Linked DNA regions of Mus musculus: all the other regions are linked to region 2. The links are chromatin loops, found by intact Hi-C in ENCODE. Cell type or tissue: heart. All regions are shown on one strand.

What was found. Peaks named below come from ENCODE experiments on the same cell type or tissue, not always from the same donor. Only the 100,000 strongest peaks of a DNase experiment are listed, where the experiment ranks them.
Region 1: a loop joins it to region 2, with 2.3 times the contacts of the local background. A loop is called at or near these places in 2 of 42 quality-filtered maps.
Region 3: it touches region 2 in a loop (2.3-fold over the local background); 4 of 42 quality-filtered maps call a loop at or near these places.

The regions. Positions count from the first base shown.
Region 1 is chr8:125,514,830-125,522,829 of GRCm38, reverse strand. Sipa1l2 (signal-induced proliferation-associated 1 like 2) reads left to right here. Exons shown (of 22, transcript NM_001357372.1): 2 at 2,924-2,984. 4930566D17Rik (a long non-coding RNA gene) reads right to left here and starts at 498. Exons shown (of 3, transcript XR_003947612.1): 1 at 1-498. In heart, no CTCF peak of the experiment used is centred here; DNase peaks (open chromatin) are centred at 4,309 and 7,039; H3K27ac peaks cover 4,813 bases.
Region 2 is chr8:125,193,532-125,201,531 of GRCm38, reverse strand. The region is part of intron 9 of Disc1 (disrupted in schizophrenia 1); the gene reads right to left. Among named protein-coding and RNA genes, the nearest start is that of Disc1, 140 kb to the right of the region's middle. In heart, no CTCF peak of the experiment used is centred here; DNase peaks (open chromatin) are centred at 2,201, 2,491, 3,701, 3,951 and 1 weaker place; H3K27ac peaks cover 4,855 bases.
Region 3 is chr8:125,268,822-125,276,821 of GRCm38, reverse strand. No RefSeq gene overlaps it. Among named protein-coding and RNA genes, the nearest start is that of Gm30713, 110 kb to the left of the region's middle. In heart, no CTCF peak of the experiment used is centred here; no DNase peak of the experiment used is centred here; H3K27ac peaks cover 2,998 bases.

The DNA.
Region 1 (8,000 bases), 320 kb before region 2:
CTCTTGCACAGCCTCAGTGGCAGAGAACATCACAACGCAGTGTGCTCTTGTCCTACTACAATGGCTAGAAGCTAGGGGCTGCCTGTGGGAACTGGTGGCTGTGATAGGTGGACAGACAGGCCAGGGAACACTTGGATAGGAAATCTTTCACAAATATTCTGGTGTTGGGGGTCATTATATTGTAACATAAGCCGTTAGGCATTATCAAGTAAATTCATATATTTATGTAGCCGTTCTGTCTGTCTGTCTGTCTGTGGTTTTCCATAAGACTAGAATTCTGAACCTGCTAAAGCAACCTCCTTATCTTCCTCCCTCTGAACCTATCTATTCTGCTTCTGCTTTGAGTCTTCACTATTCCTGGAACCCCATGGAAGAGAAATGGTCTGTCTCAGCCTTTGTCCCTTTGTGACTCATGTATCTCACTTAGTGGCCCTGGAGCTTCAGTCATAATGCATCAGACGTCAGAATTCCCTTCCTCCTTAAGGCTGAATAACATTCCATTGTGTGAATGGGTCACACTGTTTATTCACCCATCAAAGGACACTTGGGTCAGTTGGAACGAGAGCTGTTGTCAGAGTGGCTAGACACTGCTAGAGCAGTGTTTTTTCAACCTGTGGGTCACGTCCCGTCTGGGGTCGCCTAAGACCGGGAAAAACACAGATATTTGCATTACAATTCATAACAGTAGCAAATTTTCATGAATTATGAAGTAGCAATAAAAATAATTTTTATGGTCACCACAATAGGAGGGACTGTATCATAGGTGGCAGCATTAGGAAGGTTGAGAACCACTGCTCTAGAGCCACTGTAAGTTCTTTGGATGCAAATCCTGGATCCCATGGCAAGGCTGAGGGACCTGCTGCCTGTGCCTCTGATTCTGAGCCTCAGAACAAGAACGATTGCTCATTGAAGGAGAAACCCAGCTGCTCCGAGGGGCTTCAGTGACTTCTCATCAGCTGCTTTGCGCTTCCTAAAGATGGAGGCAGACTGAGGAAGGTCGGTTTTCTAAAGCAGAGGCCAGTGACAGCCTTCTGCATAAGTGATAAGCTTGTCTTCATGTCGTAGTGGAGTGGTTCATGAAGGTACCGCGTCAGCACGGCCGCTTCTGAGCAGGTCGGTGGGGATCCTCCTTACTGCGGGCTGCCTCATCTTGCTGGAAGCCTGCTCGTGCTCCTGGGTTCCTTCTGGTCAGTATTCCCTCCTTGCTGCATCTTGGCTCCTTGCGCTATCATACAGGAGTGTGGATTTTAGGAAGCTTTAGTTTGCAGTTCTTATAGCTACTGCTCTGAAATATAAGTTGTGGATGGAGAAGCTTGTGATCTGAGGAGCAGTCTGACTTCAATTCATATTCATTCATAGTCTTCCACCGCCCCCACCTCCTGTCTCCACCCCTTGAGTGCTGAATTCCAGGTGCACTGCTTCCCGAGGTTCAGAACAGAACCCGGGCTTTATCCGTGCTAGGCAAGCACTCTTCCAGCAGAACTGCAGCCTGGGCCAAGAACCAAGAAGGAAGTGCTTCCCTGAGCACCAGGTTCCTCGTCCAGGGAAGCAGGGTGGCCTGTGGACTCTGCCACTCCCTTCTTTCCTTCCCTTTCCTTTTACCGTAGGTAGGTGTGAGTTTGTAAACAGTATCGGAACTGTCACCAGATGCAGTTGTGATTTAACAGGGTAATCTGAAACACCCTTCTCCTTCTGGTCTTGGTGTTGCCTCCACAACACTGAGAAGTGACTGTGATCATAAAGGCTGCTGGGGGATGTGGTTGATTCGTGTTGCTGTTTCCTGTGGTAGAATTAGAACTCAGGCGTTTTAAGAGTATTTATTAAGGCTGGAGAAATGGGTCAGTGATAAGGGTCCAGGTTCTAAATGAATGAGTGAAAGAGAAAGAGAGAGAGAGAGAGAGAGAGAGAGAGAGAGAAAGGAAGGAAGGAAGAAAGAAAGAAAGGAAGAAAAAGAAAGAGAGAGAAAGAAAGAAAGAAAGAAAGAAAGAAAGAAAGAAAGGAAGGAAGGAAGGAAGGAAGAAAGAGCGAGCGAGCAAAGGTACATGATTACTCCTAGGTATGATGGAGGAGAAAGTCTATTACAGATATATGGGAGAGTCAAGGGTAGACATGACCTTGAGCTCTGTAGGGAGAGGGAACCAGGTACAACAGCCTGGAGGCCGAAAGGAACAAAGAGGGCAGGTAACCAAAATGATTGGATTATGTAGGGAAAGCAGCCCAGCTCCCTAGGCTGGAGAGTTCAGGGTAGGGGGCAGGGTCCTGGTTAACTGAAGGGTCCTCTAGCAGCTAGGAACTGAGGAATGCTGGGAAACCTGGTGGCCAGTGTCTGCTTTCATATGTTAAATAGCACCTCAGCCATTCATCCTGGGTTTGAAACCAACAGGTTCCCAGCACCCACATGTGGCCCACAACAATGTAATTCCAGTTCCACAGAACCTCACACCCTCTCTGGCTTATGCACATAAATGTAGGCAACACACTCATACACAGATAAATACGCCTTTCAAAGTACTTCTTGAAATGACAGTGAACAGGAGGGATGTATGGGAAAACTGACAAAAAACCCTTCACCTTCTGTTATAAACAATATTTTACAAAAATAATTTGTCCACGGCAAGAGCAGCGTTGCCCAAAGACTGTGTGTTTGCAAGCCTCTGCCATCTGGATGCAGAGCGGACCACTGGGTTCTCTTACCTACTTTTCGCTCAGCCTTTGACACTGGCATTCACCTCAGCAGCTCTGTTAGTTGGGAGAGGAGGAGACAGAACCGGATAAGATAGTGCTTTGTGTCCTTGATGGGCCTGGATCTGACATCCTGAGGACCCTGGAAGGAGCTCTGGTCACCCAGGGATTCTGAGCACACTGAGAATTATTGTTGAAATTTCCCTCGGGAATCTGACCAGGTCTCTGTCTTCTCCTGCAGGTTGTTGCTGCTGCGGGCTGTGAGCTCCAGGCTCTGCCGGCGGAAGTTGCAGTCTTTTTAGGTAAGTGGCTGCAGGCTGCCGTGCAAACCAAGTTACCCTCGCAGCTACTTGGTGTTTTAGTTGTTTGACTCCTGCATCCCAGTCATGGTTCTTTGGAATGGTTTGCTTTCTCGATGTATTGCATGCTGTAGCAGGTGTGGTGAGCAGGGCTCACATGGGTTCCTTTGAACATTAGGATTGCCTAGTGGCATGGGAGTGGGGGTTCAAATTTAGTCTCTGATGAGTTTCTGTGCGTCCCTTGGTGTGTTGAGAGGATGTGCACTTTATAATCAGTTTGTGCATCTCCGTGGAGAGAGTGTCCCTTAGGTAACAGGGATGCAGGTAAGCATATTATTGTGGGCAAAGGGCTGCCTGAAGTCCACTGTCCTGGACAGTTCAGGACACGGTGGGGGCTGGGGGTGCTGAGGTGAGCTGCCGGAAGACAGATAGGCCAGATGGGAGTGACTGTTGGCTGCCCCTTTCAGCCTTAAGTCAAGGTGGCATTTCCCCCTCCCTCACATGAACTACAGAATACATGGAAACGGCAGGAAGTGAGATAGGTCTCTGAAGGAGCCTGTGTCTGCCCTGCCTCATAAGTCCCCACTCACACATGTGCACTTTTGTACCTCACATGTGTGATCTTCCACCCTTTGCCCTTAAGAAGATGAGTGTATGTTTCTTAGGAGTAAACGTGTGCGTTCAGTCACAGCAGGTCAGCTATCAGCCTTGAGTTACTTAGTACTGACCCATCTGTGCTCCATCTGTTACCAGCATCCCAGTTCAGGTCCCCATCTGACACAGAGTACCAGTCCTTCACAGCATCATCCACCTACATCCAGTGTCCAGTCCAGGGCTCGGTGCTACATATGACTGCCATGTTTCTTGTGTGTTTGTGTGTGTGTGTGTTTATCTGTCTGTCTGTGTGCCTGTTTCTCTCTCTCTCTCTCTCTCTCTCTCTCTCTCTCTCTCTCTCTCTCTCTCTCCCTCTCTCTCTGTATCTGTCTGTCTGCCTTCATGCTCCTTTGACAGCTGTAGCTGGGCTTGCCTTTATAATGTTGTCAGGGCAAGTGTTTGAACAAGGGCAGGATCTCACCACCAGAGATGGCAGCATCACCACACACTGTCGTGATCACTGCACAGGATCAGTGCGTGAGGCTCATGTGTGTGGTGAGCTGTGGAAGTCTCTACAGAAGGGAGTGACTGCTGAGGAGCGGCAGCAGAGGCCAGGATGGCTTTTCTGACATGGCGGCCTTGTTCCCTCCTGATAGGAACCAGAAGGCACCACCCACTTCCTGTGCTCAGGGAAGCCCTTGAGCCTAAGGAAACTCTGATGTGGAAACAGCAGTGCAGAGAGGCGAGGAATGCTCCAGTGCAGGAAGTAGGCAGGTCTGCAGGGTTTTGGTTTAAGGAAGGAACCTTGTGACACAGCATCTGTCCTTCCAGTGCCATGGGCTCCACTCCAGCTGGGTGTCAAGTCGGTGCTGTCAAAGCCAGGTGGCTGGCTGAGGCTGGAGCTACCTGGACATAGCTGAGCACCCTTTGGCGTTTTCTCACCTACGAGAGCTGTGGAAAGCAGCTGTGCTTGGGTTTCTCCACCTGGAGGACCCATTTCCAGACCAACGCTTAGTGGGTCACCTGTAGGGAAGGGAGGTCCTGGGCAGGTCCTAGTGTGTGCTTTAGGGTAAGTGGTTCTGACTCCTGCCAGAGATGTTGGGTAGGCATCTGTAGTGTTTCAGATCATAGTTTATTGTGTTATATATAAGAATATTACTTCATTCAACCCAGACATGCACTGGAGGATAACTCTCCCAAGGTAACTGATACCCATGGACTTCCTGTAAACTTTAAAAGTGGAACTAATAGCTCAGTGGGTGAAAGTGCTTGCCATGCAAACCCGACTTCCTGAGCTCAGTCCCCAGAAACAACATGGTAGCAGGAAAGAACTCTGGTCTCCATGTAATGCCCCCCTCTGACCTTTATCCATGTGTATATATACACATGTGCATCTATATGCTAGTAGATGGAAGGACACACCTACTGTGCACCAGGCTTGCAATGTGCTTCAGTTGGGAAGGTGTTTACAGTCCTGCATTATAAGGACTACTGTTGTGTTCTCCCTCCCTTAGCGAAAAGCTGTTGAGTCGTCCGCCGGCTCTGGGTTTATGAATGCGAGGGCTGGGCTCTGCTGCAGAACACGTTGTAATTTCATAAGCTGTTTCCTTTCTGTGGTTTGTTTGTTTATATGGAGTGTTTGTTTGGTGGCAGCAGCAGAGGAAGGTTTCCTGAAGGAGGCATTCACTGAAGAACAATGGGTAGTGTTCAGGCTTTGATTCCTTGTGAAATAACTGTTTTCGTTCCATGGAGGCTTGTCTCTGTTAATTAACCATGTGTCTGAGAGCAGTTGGGGAATCTGCCACATCCCGAGTAGTTCTAACTCAGGCTCTTGTGCTTCTGACTCTCTAGGGGCAAAGCTCTTAAGACCTTGGGTCATTTGGTCCCCTACACACCTACCTGGCCAACCCCCACTTTGAAAGATGAACAGAGACCCTAAGCACGTGGTCCAGCCTGGGAACTATAGCATGGAATCAGTGACTGACAGACTTCTCTGTTTACATTAAACTACACTTAGCAGCCATCCTCTTTTTCTTTAAGTCTGTCTGTGTTCTTGGCATTGCTACTCCTGCTCCACATCCTGTGAAGATGAAGATGAGCTGCTTGGAAACCAGCTGGGGCCTCAGAGTGAGGGAAGGGTTGCATCTCTGGCTAGAGGACTACAGCTTTGAGCCATTTTGGCACATGATATATGTAGACAAACACGCTAGTACGTGGACTTTGTGTGTTGGTGGCAGAGACCTGTAATAGCAACATTCAAGATACTTAGGCAGGAGGATTGTGAACTCTGGACTAGGTTGGGCTACATATGAGACATTGTTTCAAAAAAAGAAAAAAAAAATCCCAACATAATACATCCCAAAACTGAGTTTGGTAGAACCTGATATTTAGTGACAGGAACCTTCACTGTGTCGGTCAGCAGCTGAGCAAGGCCAGCCAATTGTCAGGGTTTGTTTATTTAACCTTGAGCAATTTGCCTGAACCTTTTGTTTGTTGCTGGAGATTGAGCCCAGGGCCTTGAGTGAAACCTAGATTTAAGTGCTTTACATATAGCAAAATGCACTGTAGAGTCACACCCAGTCAGTGACCTGTGGAAGGGGACGGGTCCTGGTCTGGTGAGCCTCCTCCTCTAGTGAGCCGTGGGAAGCACCTCATGTGCACCCCAGCTGCTGGGCTTCAGGAATGCTCATTTCAACCATCACTCTCAAGGTTTCTGATGAGTTTTATTAATGGGGACACTTGCCACTACTGATATAGCTATTTAACTAATTTCTGGGGGAGAAAATTAGCTAAATTGTTGGTAAGAACACTTAACCATGATCTATATGTCCGTGTGACATAATTTCTAAAGGGAATACGGTGAAAATTCAATCTGAGCCAGATGGGACTGACCACAGGCAGCCAACACAAGTGACCCTGAATGACTTCTTCCACCTGGGAAGAGATGACTTGCGTTTTATGGCCTCCTTTTGCTCTGTGCCTGGGAATCAATGCACTTTCCATTCTGCTGATGAGAGCCTCTGGTGAGAGTGGCTCCAGGGTTCCTGGGCTATCTCAGCATTTTTAGCCCCAGGGTTTGGGGTAGTTAGGAGTCTGCTAAGCTTTAAGATTCAGTAACTTCTGGCACAGAAGTTAAAAAAGCTAATTGGCTTTTAAAGAACCTAGGGTAAATTTGCCTCTGGGCCTGCAGCACTGTTACTGGTAGTGTTAGGATGGGGCAGGGCCCTAGAAGCCCAGAGAGGCTCAGCTTGGCTACTGTCCTCACTAGAGCACTTAGGAGGACAAGTGACAGGGAAAGCCAAGAAAGGAGATTAGTCCGAGTGGCCACATGGAGAGAGAAGAGGAGCCCAGATGTCCAGTGACTCGCCCTCCCTTCTCCCAGCTTCCATTCTTCAGAGTCCTGACCGGAGGTTTGGGTTGAATTGAGGGCGTGTGTGCACAGCTAAGCCGTGCTGGTCAAGTGTGGTTCCGCCCATCTCTGACCTTGCTCTCAGCTCCTGCCCTGCACAGCGATCTGACAGGTTGTCAGAGCTGTGTGGTATCTCTTCCTGGGAGACAAGCTCTTCCTTTGGCTGGCACCGGATATCAGCCTTTCCCTTCATGAGGTTACTTGGAAATTCCAGTTTCTCAGGGTCTACCCCTCCAATGTTCTGATAGCTGGGCCATGGGAAGAGGACACAGCATCTACAGAATACCCTCATTAGCCTGTCCAGGACGGTCACAGGGTGAGGATGTCCTCCAGGGCTTGGGGTGAGCCATCTGCAGCGTCTTTACTGTAGACAAGTTACTTCTCTCCATCTTGGACGTGCCCTGTCTCCATAATAAGAATTCATGGCAAAGATGTTAACCTCTGTGTTGAAAAAAGAAAATGTGAATGCTAAGTTAGTATCAGGGATGTAGGACTATTGAAATGTGGATTTTCAGTTTTCAGTTTGTTATGTGTTTCCTGCTTCTCAGAGTGAAGTCTGTTCAATCCCTTCGTGCACTCCACAAGGTTGGTGCTATTATCTTTTGGTTGTGTAGACTGTGATGGCTTCGACACTAATAATGGCTTACTCTAGACTGGCGTGTGTGCATGCGCATATATACATTTCTAAGTGCAGTCACACATGTATATATGCTCACATGGAGGACAGAGCCACCCTCAGGTGCTTACACTCTTGAGGTGCCATACACCATGGGTTTTTTTAATTTTAATTTTAATTTTTATGGTTTTGCTTTTGGTTTGTTTGTTTTAAGACAGACTATTGACTAGCCTGGTGATAAACTCTCTTAGAAATAAACTAGTTGGTCAATGAACCAGAGGCCCACCTGTGACTGCCTCTGAGCTGTGTGTGTGTTATCACTGTCTCCCAGCCGTGACCATATATGTTGTCACTGTCTCTCCAGCTGCGAGCTCTCATGCTGGGCTTTTCTACTCCGGTT
Region 2 (8,000 bases):
TGTCTCAGCTGACATCACTCTGCCAATCAGCCTGAGTCCACAGAAGCAACAAGAAGTCAAGACATACCACCAAAAGGTTTTTTTGTTTTTTGGTTTTTTTTGATGTATTTCTCTCTATAGAGTCCAGACAAACAGAGCTCAGCTATGCGAAATAAGACAGACCAATACATGTATGTGGTTAGCAAAGAATCCTTTATCACGTGTCTTTTCACATTGTTTGTTTTAATAGAACATCCTTTCTCCTGTGTCCGATTCAATGAGATGTTCCTTCACGTGTTCGCCTTAGTAAAACACCATCCAACACTAGTGGCTTTCCAAAGAACTCTTAAGTTCCCACTTCAATATATGGTCTGTCTCTAGCTCGGGCTTACTGTGAAGTAGTCTGCAGGCTGCTCCCAGGGGCTCCATGTCTGCCCTTTCCCTCAGAGGTCATCTAGCCACTCTCTAAATCAACTCCATGGAAGACACAAATTCCAGAGTATGCTGGTCTGTGTGGGGTGGAGAGCAGGGACACTTCCCAACATCCTTGCCACCTATTTAGAAAGGAGAGTCAGGTTTCAGTTTTGAACCTGAACAGTTTCCCATCTGATCCAAATGAAGACTCTCCCTCCACATGGGCTTGAATGCCACAGACAGTCTGTCCGTGGGAGACGTCCAGCAACGACTGGCTACAGAAGAGCTCGGCAACTTAGGAAGGACCTTGAATACACAAACCAGCATTTCCATACCTCACTTACTTATCCGAAGACCAGGGCGATGCCCTTCTCACTCCCACAGAGTCCAGGAGATTCATGTCCTCACAGCAGCTGACAGTGGCCATTGATGCCAGACTGGCTCTCCTCGTCCCCACCATCACAGAAGCAACAGCCGAGGGGCATTAACCTCCATTTCACACATTGTTACACAGGAGTCTTCTAGGGAGTGCAGATTGAGCTTAATTTCTAAAGCAATTTAATAAGGGCTCAGTGAGGTTGAGGCGTGACTTCTGACAGGCTGCGGAGGAGTGAGCTTGAGCCAGGGACATGAACAGACCGTGCTAGACGCAGACAGCACCCGATCCATGACTATTCAGTTAGGAACCAGCCGTGGCCTAAGTCACTCATCTGGCTTAGAAGGCCCAGCAAACGCAGGCGATTGGCTGCTGGAGTGTCAGTCATCACAGCAGCAGCAGCAGCTGGAGGAGGGCTTTGTGTCATGGACCTGGCAGTTCCATGTACCCCAGCCACAGGGCAGATGGTGCTACCAGGGCACAGAGGAAGAACAGAGTTTTTGAGATAAGACCAGTAGAGAGCCAAACACACACAGGCCCATTGAGCAGATATGTTCCCCGGCTTCAGATCCGTGTTTTTACCTGCACAAGAAAACTAAGGATGTCCAAATGGGAGCGACATCAGCGTGAACAATCATCTCACGTGGACACACAAACACACAGACTAGATCAGACCAGAGAGAATTCAGTAGCAGACCTCGGTAATACACCTGATGCCACAGGCTCCCTGTGAACTCAATATGCCACCAAGCTTTTCTGCCCTCTGGTCTCTTGCCTGGGATATTTAAATCACATGATCAGAGGCCCCAGTGGGTCAAAGACCAGTGTTGTGGGGGGAACGTAACGGGAACATTCTGCCAGCTTATTTGCTAAAAGCCACACCCCTATTTTTCTTCTCTATTGACAATGAGAGTAACGGGCAAGTTGATCTCAGACTCCCAGCTTGTCCTGGAGCCCAGGAATTCCCAGTGACTTCAGACATGCAGCTGGCCTTCCACAGCTACCACACGTCCATGCTGGACACCTCTGCTAACAGCAACCCCCTGTCTCATTCAGGTTCCCAACCAAGCCAGGAGCCAATCCAGCAGCTCTGTCCTCCTCACCAAGCGCCTCTTCTTACATAGAACAGAACCTGAGGTAACAGACAACACACTTGACCTTAACCAAAAAGGCTAAGAAACAGAGGGACCCGGAGAGGCAGCCGCAGCCCTTTCCCAAAGGGAATGAATACAAAAGAGAAGTCGTGTGTTGGCTTCCAAAACAACGTTGCTAGACTCCGGAAAAAACCCAGGGCCATCCCCCAGTCACTTCCTTCTTCCCTTGGTATTTCTGCCTTCTGCAGACTCTCTCCTTGGCTCGGTTTCCTTGAGCCTCCCTGGGCTTCCTGGCCCAAATAAGCTACGGAAGAGTCTCTAGCCCTACCTGCCCGCTTGCTCTGAGCTCTTTCCCATGGAGCCTCTGATGAGCTTGTGACTTGCACGTTTTCAGAGGAGGCTTGTCTGTGCTCTATGTGGCGGGTGGGGAAGTGCCACCAAGTCCCCGCAGAGCCTGGGAAGAGCAGCTCTCCAGCAAGCAGAGGCCACAACACCAACGATTTCAACCATTCCCACAATCTGGGGTTAAAAGTGCATTCTTTGGACTGTAGGGCTGTATTGTGACAGAGACTCCTTGGGACAGGATTTCCATATTTTGTCTGGAGCCAGAGTAGGAGCCAGAGGTGGAGCAGAGGAAACGTCACAGGACAGTACACTCCGGTGGGCCAAGCTCCAGGGAAATTAAGTACCTTCTAGACACAAGGGCACAGCTTCTGTGTGGAGGACACCTGAGAGAGAACAATAGGCCCTGCCAATGCTACTGTCCCTCACACAGGACTGACCGGACCCAGGAGCCTCTTGAGCTGCTGTGGGGATCTCTTCTGTCTTCCTAGCACAGGGAAAGCTGAGATGTGAAGACTTCAAAGAGTTGGAGGTCAGCTTAGGTTCCAGAGTGAATGCCCGGCATTCTGAGGTACAGAACCAGATACTGCCTCGGGACTGAGTAAAGTTAGACTGAACCCACAGAGCCTCTAACAGGATGCCGGCAGCCTTAGGAACTTGTTGTAGAACACTCGTCAAGGCTCTGTATCCCTCCCTTTCCTGTTTGCTGTGACACAACTGCCTAACAGTCTTGGCCTGTCTGCCCTGTGACTGAGACACAGAGAAAGGCTTAAAGCAGAGACTACTGTGAGCAGATGGGTGGAAGGTCAGCTTCACAAAGAAATTGTCTCTGCCACAGAAGAGTGACACAGGTCCCCTAATTCCTGTGGCATCGGACACAATACCAGAACAGAATCTATACTCAGGCTATGAGAATGTTCCGGACACTTCAGCTGCTGTGCATGACGACGCTGCAGCAGCCTGTCATACAAATATCTGTATACACACACACACACACACACACACACACACACACACACACTAGTAGCAACCCAATAACAATGCTCTTAATGATCCTAAGTTAGATCTGTGCAGATATGTATCATTCTTGGGCTCAGGGTTGTTTTATTTTGTTTTTCAATATAAATTGGCTAACACTAGCAACCATGTAGACCCCACTATAGTAAGGCTGTAAATTCAGACTGGGAAGAAGAAGGCCAACCTGGTGTGTCCAGGAAAAGAAGGTTCTTTTGTGGCTGAAGAAAAATTAAGTCAGAAGGAGCCTCCATCCACCAGTCATCTCCAAAGCCGTGGGTGGGCTGAAGGGGCACTTCATTCCAGACACACACTCATAGACCTAAACGTACGGAGGCTCTCCAGGATCCCAAGCAAGAATTCCAGGAAGCAGACCGAGTCCTGAGAACATGCATGAAGCCATGAAGACAATAGCACATCCCCTTGGGAGAGTCTCAGCCCTCTGATGTGGTCTTGCTTAAAGAGGTCACGGCTAGAGTATGAGAGCAGAGTTTGAGCTTGACCCCTCTCCTCCTCCATATCCAAAAATCCTTAGGAAGTTCCATGGATGAATAAATCTCTGGCTAGCATCTAAGTCCCAAGGGCCTCTCTTTTTGTTTTCTGAGCTTTTTTTCCCCTGCCCTGTTAGAGGGCCCTTCCGGCCCAGCCCTTCCTTCAGCCCAGTTTCCTAATATTGAACACTGAAAATCTAGCCAATAAAACTCTAGCTTATCCACATGCTGGACCCTGGCTCATACAGGACAGGCTGGGGCCAATTGTCAAGAGGCTGTGTGACCCAAGCCAACTCGTAAGATCACCTTGTACCTTGTGGTCAGCAAGTCACTGTGGAGGAGGAGCACAAAGTAAGGGTGGGTCTGAGAGAGCAGCCTGTGCCCTGGGGGCAAGCTGCAGCTCATCCGTATGAACCTGCATCCTGAATCCATCCTGCATCCATCCTGCAACCATCCTGCATCCATCCTGCATCCATCCACCCTAGACTTTACACTCAGCTTTGCCCAGGGGTAACGCACCAGTGTCCCTGTATGAGCCTGCTTTCAACATGGGCTGCTGCACACGGCCTGTTGGCATCTAAGGTACTAGTTTGCTTATTGTTAGATGTGCTTCCTGCTCCCTTATACAGTCAAAGCAGGGTGTGGGGAAGGTAGGATTGCCCTTCTCAGAAATCAGCTGACAGTAATGATCTCGGGAGGAGAGTATTTCTGAACATTTGGGAGAGCGCTTTGCTCCTTTTCTGATTTTAAGGGGGGATGTGAGCACCCCACTCAAGCTAGCCCTAGAGATGAACAGGCAGGCAGAGATGCAGCTGTCCCTCAGTCCACCGCTGATGACCACCAGGTAAGCAATGCACCAGGCTGCCCCATGACTGCTTCCTCGCCCTAGCCCAGTCCAGTATATCCTCAGAGCACTGAGGCCTCACGGAGGCACACATGCTACAAAAAGGCCAAAGGTTGTCACAGAAGAGAGCAAAAGGGAAAGATTTAGTCATGGCGTGTGGGTGTGGGGAAAGTAGATCAGCCATGCTCCAAGGAGCTTGCGTGCAGCACTGTCTGGGCCGGTTAGTCCTGCGAGGCGAAAGAAACAGCTGCTCCCGAAACCCAGGCAGGACGAGGAGAAATACGAGAGATGAAAGGGATCCGGACTCAAGGAGAAAGGAGATGGTGACAAGGACACTGTCAGCTGGCGATTAATCCAAGACCTCCGTAAAAGCTAGCAGTGGCCCTGCCTGTCATAAGCACCTTGCCCCTTGGCTAGCTTTCAAGATTCACCTCCATTTTCACTGTTTCTCTGAAGTCTGGCAGAGCGCCCGCTCACTCTTTAGGCTCTCTCTTGCACACCTCGTGGCCTTGCATACCTCTTGTGGCCGTGGCCCACCCTGTGTCTCACAAACCGATGGTGTGAGACCCTGGGCCTTACATTCATCGGTGATGCCCCAAGGCAGGCACTGCCCTCACCTCTAAGTTGCTCACAGAACCCGAGGCACTGAACACTGAGCGCTTCCCAACTTTGTGTAGAATGTTTTCTACAGACGTTCAGCTCAGTCCCAGCAGAGAATCTCTGGCACAGGTGTGAACAGCCCGGTGCCCCACTTTTGCTGATACTTCACGTCGCCTCACATCAAAGCTGTGGGGAACTTGGAAGTAGCAGTTAGGAGACCATAGCCCTGAGTCCAGGCCCAGCTTGGCCATGAGGAACATTTTTTTTCTTCCCCAAGTCATATAGAATCTTCTGAAAACCTCACATTCCTGCTCAGCGGAACCGGAGCGATCCAGCCTGTGGTGGTTTGAATGAGAACTCATGTATCTTACCACCAGTCCCAGTTGGCAGTGCTGATTACGGGGGCTCTGGAATGTTTAGGATGTGGTGCCTCCAAGGAGGAAGAGCATGTTACTAGGTGTGCTAGTGGGTGCACATGAACTGAGAACTGAACACACACACACACACACACACACACACACACACACACACACTCAACCCACTTCCAATTCACACTCTAGGGCCGGGAGGTCACTGTTGGTGACTTTGATCCTCGCTCCGTGCCTTCAACCCTCACACGTGCTGCCTCTGTGGAGACGCTTGCTGACGGACGGATGTATTCACTGAGAGCGCCCTGTGTTTCATCCTTAATGGGAGAAATCAATTCCAGGAGGTTCGGTGTTATCAGGAATCCATCCGGGTGAAGGCAGAAATTGATTCAAAATAATCAGCATGGGGTCACACCCGTCTGCTTCCTCTTCCTGGCACCCCGGCCCAGGGAAACAGGTGCCCTGCCCTACATGTACAAACCCACCATCTATAGCCAGCATTCTGCTCTCTGGAAAGCAGCCGACCCCAGGAAGCGATCTAGGAAAGAGAAGGGGGTCCTTCGCCGGCAAAGCCCATAGCTTGAGAATGAGCACAGCCCTGCGGTTCAGAGGCGACGCTTGGCTGAGGCTGAGCCTGGAGTCAGAGAGAGCAACTGCTGTGTTTTGGAGATGGCTCAAATGTGTCCCCTGGGACTTTTCATAGAGATTTAATCCCCGTTGTGAAGCAGGAGAGAGTGGAAATTTAATCTGACTACAGTGTTCAGAGTTGAGCCCCTGGGAGGTGAAGAGTATTGGATATCAGTCATTAGGGTAAAGCCCGTGATTGAATCCCAGTGGCTTTATAAGACAGAGGGGGGAAACTGTGTAAGCCTTTCTCTTCCTGATATTCTGAGCCACCGTGGGACTCTGTCAGGAGAAAGGTCACCACAGTGGCCTTCAACCTTGTATCTGGAGAACTGTAGCCCAAATAAGCTTTCTTTATAACTTCGTCTGTGGTATATTATTACCAACAGAAATATAGAAGGTCACAGGCTAAAGTCCCTTCTCCAATATGGAATGCTTGTGGGTAAAGCATATAGTAGTTCACTTTGAACTCCAGAGGGCCCTAAAATTGCTGTGAGACAGGTCGTAGCCAGCAGCTTCCGCTCTGCATACCCTACTCCCCTGGGCCACTTTGATGTTTATAATTGGTGTGGATGATCAGCAAAGTCTATTCTGTTTAGTCCTTAAGTGGGAATTTGCAAATAAGCCCTTGGGGGGTGTGCATAGGTGTGTGTTGCATGTGTGTTTATATTCATGTGTGTGCATATATGTGTGCAACTGCATATGTGTATGGTATGTGTGTATAAGGAGGCCAGAAATGGACATCAGGTGTCTTCCTCCACCGATTTCTACATTATTTTGAGGCCAGGATATCTCGGTGAGCCCTGGGGCTCTCTGATTTGGCTAGATGAAGCTTCCACCTGTCTCTTCTTCCAACCATGAGGGGGTTCGGATCTGCTTTTTATGTGGGTACTGGAAGCTCCAACTTGGGTCTTTGTACTCTTATAGCAAGCACTTTATAGACTGAGCCAGTTCCCCAAGTCCCAGAGTTCTTGTTTTAAATAAGAAACAAGAAGACATTTGTAGTAGAATACAGAATAACTGATCTAACTGGTCAGGGAATGAGCATCTGCTTTTCATAGATGTGATGGTAGGCTTTGTGCTGTAGAAGAGCATGAGAGATGTTCCATGGTGAAGACTACACAGCTGCCTACAGTCCACAGGACTTGCAGATTCCACGAGACACGGTTCAGATCGATCTGGGGATAAAGTGACCCTGCCCAGAACTCCATATGCATCCTTCCTTCTTCAAATAGAAGGCAGCAGGTCATCTCTGGATAGCATCTTGGTACCAGGGAACTCCCTAGATGCCATGTGGAAAAGACAGGGCACAGAGAGAGATGGAAGCCAGAGCCCAGGAAAAGTCAACGCTTTGAGATGTGACTGGTCCATCTGTCTCGGAGAGTTGCCTCAAGAAGGGGCCAGCTGTCTGATCTTGGAGACACTTGAACTACAATTATATCAGGAAGCAGCCAGGAAGCAGCCAGGAAGCAGCCAGGAAGCAGCCAGGTCTAAACTGTGCTTCTCTCTTCCAAATCGCATCTAGCATCTCCTGTCCTGTTGGCTTTTGGAGTTGAGCACATAAAAATAAAACCACTCTGCAGAACTCAGCCAAGGGGAAGGAATTCTACAAGAAGCTTCCAGGCGCTGGGAGATCCAGCCACACACAGGCTGGCCCAACGGGGCTACTTAGGGCTTGTGGAGGGAGAGCAAGGAAAGGCCACTGCATTTGTCCATGGGTCTCCTTCTGTTTCCTTTCGTTTTATTTTGCTGGGTCTAATGTAGCCCAGGCTGGCCCAGAACTCTGTTTGTAGTTAAGGATGCCCTTGAACTCCCGATCCTCCTGCCTCTGCTCCCAGAATGCTGGGATTATAG
Region 3 (8,000 bases), 75 kb before region 2:
AGAAAGATAGAAAGAAAGAAAGAAAGAGTGAGGGAGGAAGGGAGGGAGGGAGGGAGGGAGGGAGGGAGGGAGGGAGGGAGGGAGAGAGAGAAAGAAAAGAAAAGAAAACAAGACAGGACACCAGGTCTAAGAAGAATGGCTGTTACATTGCAGATAGGGAAATGGGATGGGGGTGGGGAAAGCAAGAGGAATGCTGACCTGTGGGGACAAACCCTGAGTGTCTGCCCTCCCAGAACCTCATCTCTGGCTCTTCTGATCTAGTGGAGGTTCTATGAGGGTAGGGAACAGGTCACTTTCATGCACACACATACACTCAGGTACACACACATACACTCAGGTGAACACACATATACTCAAGTGCACATACATACACTTAGGTGCACACACATACACTCAGATGCACACACATACACTCAGGTGCACATACATACACTTAGGTGCACACACATACACTCAGGTGCACACACATACACTCAGGTGCACACACACACACATGATAAAATAAATGAATACATTGTTTTTAAAGAGGAAAATCTAGACTCACAGAATGACAGAAAAGCCAAAATACAGCCACAACGATGGCATGATATTTGTTATGACATAACATGGTGTCTTAGTTTGGGTTTCTATCTCTCTGAAAAGACAGCCTGACCATGCCAACTCTTATAAAGGAAAAACATTTAACTGGGGACTGGCTTATAGTTCCTGCCCATTGTCATCATGGCAGGAAGCATGGGCGCATGCAGTAAGACATGGTGCTAGAGAAGGAGCTGAAGGATCTATGTCTTGATCTGAAGGCAGCCAGGAAGATGCTCTCTTTCACACAGGGCGGAGCTTGAGCACTAGGAGATCCCAAAGCTTACACAGTGACACACTTCTTCCAACAAAACCACACCTACTCCAACAAAGCTATACTTCCTAATAGTGTTGCTCCCTGTGGGCCTATGGGAGCCAGTTACATTCAGACCACCACACATGGTCATTCTGATGACAAAGCACTATGCCTATTTAATTGGGGAAGATTTTTCTAGAAGTCATTCTGAAATAACTTATGTATGTGTTGGTTATAGGGACGTAGACAAGTACTTTCCAGAGATTCCAATGCTCTCTTCTAGCCTCTGTGGGCACTGGACGTGTGTGGTGCACATACATACATGCAGTCAAAACACCCAAGCCACAGGAAGGAGACCAAGTTCATTTATCTAGTTGACACAGTACCTGTATCCAGAATATATTGAATTCCAATAAAATCCTAAAAGTTGAAAACTTGGTGTGATAGTTTGAATGAGCTCATATACAGCCAGTCTTTCCTACTTTGTGGGTTCTTCTTTTCCCATCCTTCATCTCCCTGGTTTTATCCTCTAACACTAGATAGGAGAGAAACAAGGATAGAGGGGAGAGAGGAATTAGGAAAATCTCTGAATCTAATTCCCTTCCTTTTGTTTTCTCATGGATAACAGCTACTAACTCACAATAAACCTCCCTAATAAAACCCACAATCAACCTCCCTAAACGACCAACAACCACTGAACCTTCCTTTTGGAGTTCTAGAGTTTATATACCCTCTGAAAAGTTCCCAGAGTTCCAAACATGACAAGATTGCAAAAATCAGCAGCAGCTGGCAAAACCACAGCTCTGCTAGAGCACGAGACAAATCACAGTCAGCTGCTTCGGTCAACCCAAAGCAGCCCCACATCCCACACCTGGGATTAAAATGAAAACACATTCTTACAATATTTCTCTGTGTTTCTAAAAAGAAATCAAAACCCCAGAATTCTCACCACATTCATAAATGTTTGGTGTCCAGTTGGTAAAACTGCTTGGGAAGGATTAGGAGGTGTGGCCTTCTTGGAGGAGGGCTTTGAGGTTTCAAAAGCCCACACCATTCTCAGATATCTCTCTCTCTCTTTCTCTTTCTCTTTCTCTTTCTCTTTCTCTCTCTCTCTCTCTCTCTCTCTCTCTCTCCCTCTCTCTCTCTCTCCCCACCATATCAGCTCCAGCTCCAGAGCTCTGCCTGCCTGCCTGTCCGCTGCCCATTGCCTGTCATGCTCCTTGACACAATAGTGGGCAGCTGTGAGCCCCAAATCAAACATTTTCTTATATAAGTTGCCATGGTCATGGTGTTTTCCCATGGCGATAGAAAAGTAACTAAGACCTTCTGTATCCCCTCCCTTCACAACAAGAAAGTAACAATTTAACAACTTATTAACAATGTAACCACAGCCTTATCTGATTCTCCTGACCAGCGACAACCACTGCTGTGATCACTATTGCAGCCTGCTCCGGACTTTCAGGCAGACAGCATAGATAGAGTTGACTCTTGTTTGCATGTGGCCATTATACTGGAAAGTTTGTTGGAAAATCATCTGGAAGCCCTCAAAGGTGCAGTGTTTGGGAGACACTTGTGATCCTCATAGAGGAACCAGCCAGCAGAAACAGGGCAGCCTGGTGGTCAGGCTCACAGACTAATGGAGCAGTACCATGAATAGCAAGTGAAGTTAGCAAACATGGAAACTATTCCAGGCGTGTTAAGATTTGGGGGCTCTAATGATACTAATATGTTCCACATGGTGGACTGGCTCTTGGCAGAATTCTTTTATATGGACAGAGTTCAAGCATTATTGAACATCAACAGGATAATCAACAGGAAAGAATATTAAAAGCATGCTAATGCTGGAGAAGACTGTTCAAAGGCAGAAGCCATTCAATGGCAAGCACATTCACTGTAATCATAACGGAAGTTTAGAAGCAGGGACCACACAGATCCCAGGCAGTGTTTGTTCCGGATGCTGAATCTTTATAGGTGGGGCGTAGCTAGTTATGAACTAGATTAGCAAGTTTGTCATCACTCATTGGGGGAACAAACTCAGTTAAGATTCTTTCCATACCATGCTCTAGCAGAAGTTTGGATGTAAACATTTAAAAGTGGGGACCTTGTCATCAAATGTGAATGAAATACTTAAAAATATCATTCATGCATAGAAGCAATTGAGGCGCGGGGGGGGGGGGCACACTCCTGAGAGGAGAGGCAGATGGAGAATTCTGGGTTTGTTTGATGATGACCTAGCTGATTGCTCATCAATTCCGAGATGAAAACAAGGAGGAGGGTTCACCATGGTAAAGCTTCCTTTGAATAAGGTTTTAATTGAAGTATAATGCTCCTCTAGAAAGGTGCCTGAATTCTAAGTGTGCGGCCATTAATCTCTCCTGAGCATAGACGTGACCTGTTTTCCAGCTCCTACCACACATGCTGGATTGTAGATATTAACTTCTTATTTTGTTTGTTTGTTTTTTGTTTTTTGTTTTTCGAGACAGGGTTTCTCTGTGCAGCCCTGGCTATCTTGGAACTCACTCTGTAGACCAGGCTGGCTTCAAACTCAGAAATCTGTCTGCCTTTACCTCCCAAGTGCTGGGATTAAAGGCATGTGCCACCACACCCGACAGATATTAACTTTTAAATGGAGCTGTATCCAAGTTCCCCCAAATAACAACTCTGATACTTAATCCTTTGTGAATAAATGCTCAGGCCATAAGCTTTGGCTCTGTTCTTTGCCTAGCTCATATCTCAATAATCCAGTTTATTCTAGACTACGTTCTTCCGTTGCTTTAGTTACCTCTTCTCAGGTTTATGCATCTGTCTCTTCCTCAGAGTTCAGGGCAAATCTCTGTCACCTGACTACTTCCCAGAATTTCTCTCTCTCTGACTCACTCTCTCTCTCTCTCTCTCTCTCTCTGCTGGAAGTCCCACCTCCTATTTCCTGCCTCAGCTTATTGGCCATAGGCTTTTTGATTGACGGGTGATGCTTCCATGCAGCGCAAGAGATTCTCCTTACACTGGATTTGACTAATTCCAAGCTTGGTGTAGACAAGGAGTCTTGTAGCATAAATCACCCTGCTCAGTCAACAGTATGTCGGTGAAATTCCTCCATACTGCTGTGCATATTTTCTACCCTCAATGATTTTTGTCTTTTTATAGGACTTGAGAGTGAACCCAGGGCCTGGTGCACATAAGGCAAACAGTCTCTCCTCTCAGCTGTATTCCCACCCCTACTTGCGGCTTTGATCTATTCAAAACAATGCAGACACAAACACAGTAGCACCTGCTCTTTGGACTTATGGTCACACTATAGGATTAAGAGTGATAAGAAAGGCAGGGTATGTGATTAGGCGTGATTAGGCAGATGTGCCAAGAGTGACAGCCCAGCCTTCCATGCTCTGAGCTGGTGTTTCTTGTTCCCTTAACCTTTCCGGGGTGGGGTGGTGTTGTGATTGTCTGAGCTGATAATCATGTTGGTTGTTTGTGAATGTGTGAGGCTTTTCACTGCTGTGATAATTACGCGTGAGAAGCAGTGTAAAGGAAGGATTTGTCTTCAGACTTGGTTTCAGACCGTTCCATGCTTCTTAGCTGTGAAGATTAAGCCGGCAGAGCTCCCAGGGAACCACAGTCGTGAGTTCAGTGTCTTATCACTAGGCGCGTTCTTTCTTCATTTGACTCCCTGTTTCTCTTTGCATTGGAGCAACGTGCTAGCACAGGGCGGATATTCCAAAGGCCTAGCCCTACCCATTGTTTCTGGTACCGGAAGAGTAAATCAATCATGAGGGTTAGAAAAAACAATGCTTAAGGAAAGAACATATTCCAAGTGGAGGAAAAGGGGGATAGGCAGGAGGAGAGGGGAACCTGGCATTCAGAACTAAAAACTCAGAATAGCAACCACAGAAAACATAAGTGAATTGTTAAATATTTCCTAGTTGGAAGTACCTTTTTGAGCTTGGTGTGTGTGATGTGTGTTCACACGAAATGACTAACAGGGCATGGAAACCTTTCCCGATCACAGACTGCCTTATATATATCTAACGGAGTCTTCACATTTTCAAAGAGACTTCTGTGTATCCTTATGTACACAATGCTTTGCATGAGTGGGCTGGGGGGGGGAGCACCTATCTGAGGTGCTAGGCTCCCAAGTACTAGGTGAACAATGCTAGCTCCCTCCTGACCGTCAAACCTAAAGCAGATGCTGTGTCTCCCAGCCCCTGTGCTTTGTCCCTTCCCCTGTGGTGTGCTGCTGAAGACAGAGCAGTGCATCGAAGGATTCAGGGACAGAGGTCACAGCAGGCTGGGACATCTGGGACATGGAGCCACCTTAGCCCTCCCCTCCTCCTCCCTAAACAGGGCCAGATAAACCCCCACACATATCTGTGAGTCATGTAAACCTCCTTGGGTCCATGAGTTCCCCAAGCCACACCTGGTGTGGACAGCTGGTTGGCTCTGAGGAGGGAGAGTCAGAATAGAGCAGAGCAGGTGCGAGCCACAGGAGAAGGTTGAAGGAGAACTGGAAAGGACAGCCAGGCTCAGCGAGAACAGCACTCTCTGGGAACTGCAGCAGCCGCTTAGAGACAGTGCTAGAAGCTCAGTTACATTGTATCCTCCAGACTCAATGCAGTCGCTAACTTTTAAGAACTGTGGCCTCTTGTGCTGGTCCCACACAAGACTGGCCCAGCAATAATTAGTCATGGAAGGCAAAGGGGCTCATAGACCTGACTCTGCGGCTGAGCTACTGGCCTTTGATAGATTCTGGAAGAGGAGAAGTCGCTGTCTTTACTGTGTGTGTGAACTGTTGAGCCCACTCACAGCACTGCAGACACATTGTTGCTGTTGTTTTTATCTTAGTGGATATTTCTATGGGAGCAAAGCTTTGCTCAAGGTTAAACCCCAGCTCCCAAAACAAAGCCAGACTTGACCAATCAATGCTTATAGGATGGAAGAAACTGCATTAACTTTGAAAGGATGGAAGTTCATAGCTTTAGCTGATGACAAGCAGTGCAATGTCAACATCACTGAGCCTAGCCAGAAGGGTTTGTAAGTTAGACATTCCAGCCTGCAAGCTATTTTCAAACGTGGTGGCTAAATGTGCTTCCATGGAACTGGTATAACTATGTGAACAATCCTTGAATTTTGATGTTGTTGATGAGTATACTCTGTGGGTGTATTTAGAGTTATATTTTTCATATTTTAGATAAGGTAACATGTCATGTGTGCATCTGTCTGTCTGTCTCTCTCTCTGTGTATGTCTGTGTGTGTACTGGTTAGTTTTTGTCAACTTGACCAAGAACTTCCACAACTGGGAAGAAGAAATGTCAATTGAAGACTTGCCTCCCTCAGATTGACCTGCAGGCTTGCGTGTCTGCTTCAGCTTCTGCCTCCAGGTTCCTGCATGGCGTCCCTACCATGGCTTCCCTGACAGACAATGGACTTTGCCTGTACGATGCAATAACCCCACCCCACCCAAATTCCTCTTGGTCAGCGTCTTATCACAGCAACAGGAAGGCAAACTGGGGCTCTCTAAAGTGTGTCAAGACGGTCATGGTGATACACACCTGTAATCTCAGCACTGGGGAAGCCGAGGGAGGTTGAGACTAGTCTGGACCAATCACAAATAACAAGAAAACAGAGAGACGTAACTCATGTATGGACTATAGTGACACAGCTGGACAAAGCTGGGGACACTGTGTGAAGTTTAGGAAGGATGTTAACTTCTTGTGACTACGACAGTCGAGCCAGGATGAGTCCTGATGAATGAGTCCCACCCCCCCACCCCACCCCCCCAACCCCTGCCATAGGAACTATTCTTGAAATTTAGATCCACAGCCCTCGTTAGTAGTGCAAAGGGGTGCCTGGTGGCTGTCCTGTTGTATTTATATAGTCAGGAAGCAGAGAGAGAGAGAGAGAGAGAGAGAGAGAGAGAGAGAGAGATGATCAGCTCACTTTCTTCTTTTCTCCCTTTTCATTCAGGCCAGGCCCCCCAGACTCGTCTCCCTATTCCAGTTAAACCTCTCTGGAAACACTCTCCGACACACAACACAGGTGTTTCTCCTGAGCACACCTAAATCCAGTTCAGATGAAGGATAATCAATAAAGTACAGGACAGGGTCTTGTAGCACAGAGCCATGTCTCTTTATCTGAAGCAGTTGAAAGTCCAGAGTGGAGAGCACAGAGACCATGCACACAGCTGTAATTGCCGTGGCTCTGTCGGCATTTGTATTCCTGTAACTCCAGCACTCAACACTTCATAGGAGCCCAAGGGATGCCTATCAAACTGAAAAGCCTTCGCCTTAGGTCTGAAGGCAGCCCCTCTCTATACTCAGGCTTTGCTGTGGGTGCTGTGTGATTCACTGAGATGCTAAGATCTTCCCGAATCTAACTTTGCTTGGGCTCTGCTCACCTGTGGGGAGGAATTCTTCTCCCCCCCCCACCAAGTTCCTCATTTCTCATTTTAGCCTCTTCAAATGTATTCTAGTTCCAGGAGAAGCCAGAGTTGATTGCAGAAAACTATAAAGAATCCATTTCTTTGCTTGTTTTCCTTTCTGGGCACTCTTGATGAAGAAGCCTGACTTAGCTACATGTATATCAGGATCCTAAGTGGATGGCACAGCTGGGAACAGAGGCCATGAGACAACGGATAGACCACTGAGAAACTGAGTGATTCGGAACACCTCGAGCAGAGAGCCAGAGATGGTGTGAATACAGATGATGAACAGCAGCCAACAGAATGTTTTCTGTAGCAAAGGGTTTTGAGTCTTATATTCTGGCCATTGATTTAGAAAGATAAATATATATATATATATATATATATATATATATATATATTCCTTGATGGATGCCTAGGTTGATACCATAACTTGGCTTTTGCGAGTGGCCAGTAGTACTGAGACTCATAAAATTTCTTTCAAGTACATCATGTACTTTGATGAACTTATCTATCTCTATATAAATGCAGCTGGTTTATGGACCTGTATAAAGTCATTGAAAAAAAGTGTGATGTCCACCTTTCAGAGTCTGACTTCTTTTAAAGATTTATTCATTTATTTTATGTATATGAGTACACTGTAACTGTACAGATGGTTGTGAGCCATCATGTGGTTACTGGGATTTGAACTCAGGACCTTTGGAAGAGTAGTCAGTGCTCTTAACCACTGAGCCATCTCTCCAGCCCAGAGTCTGA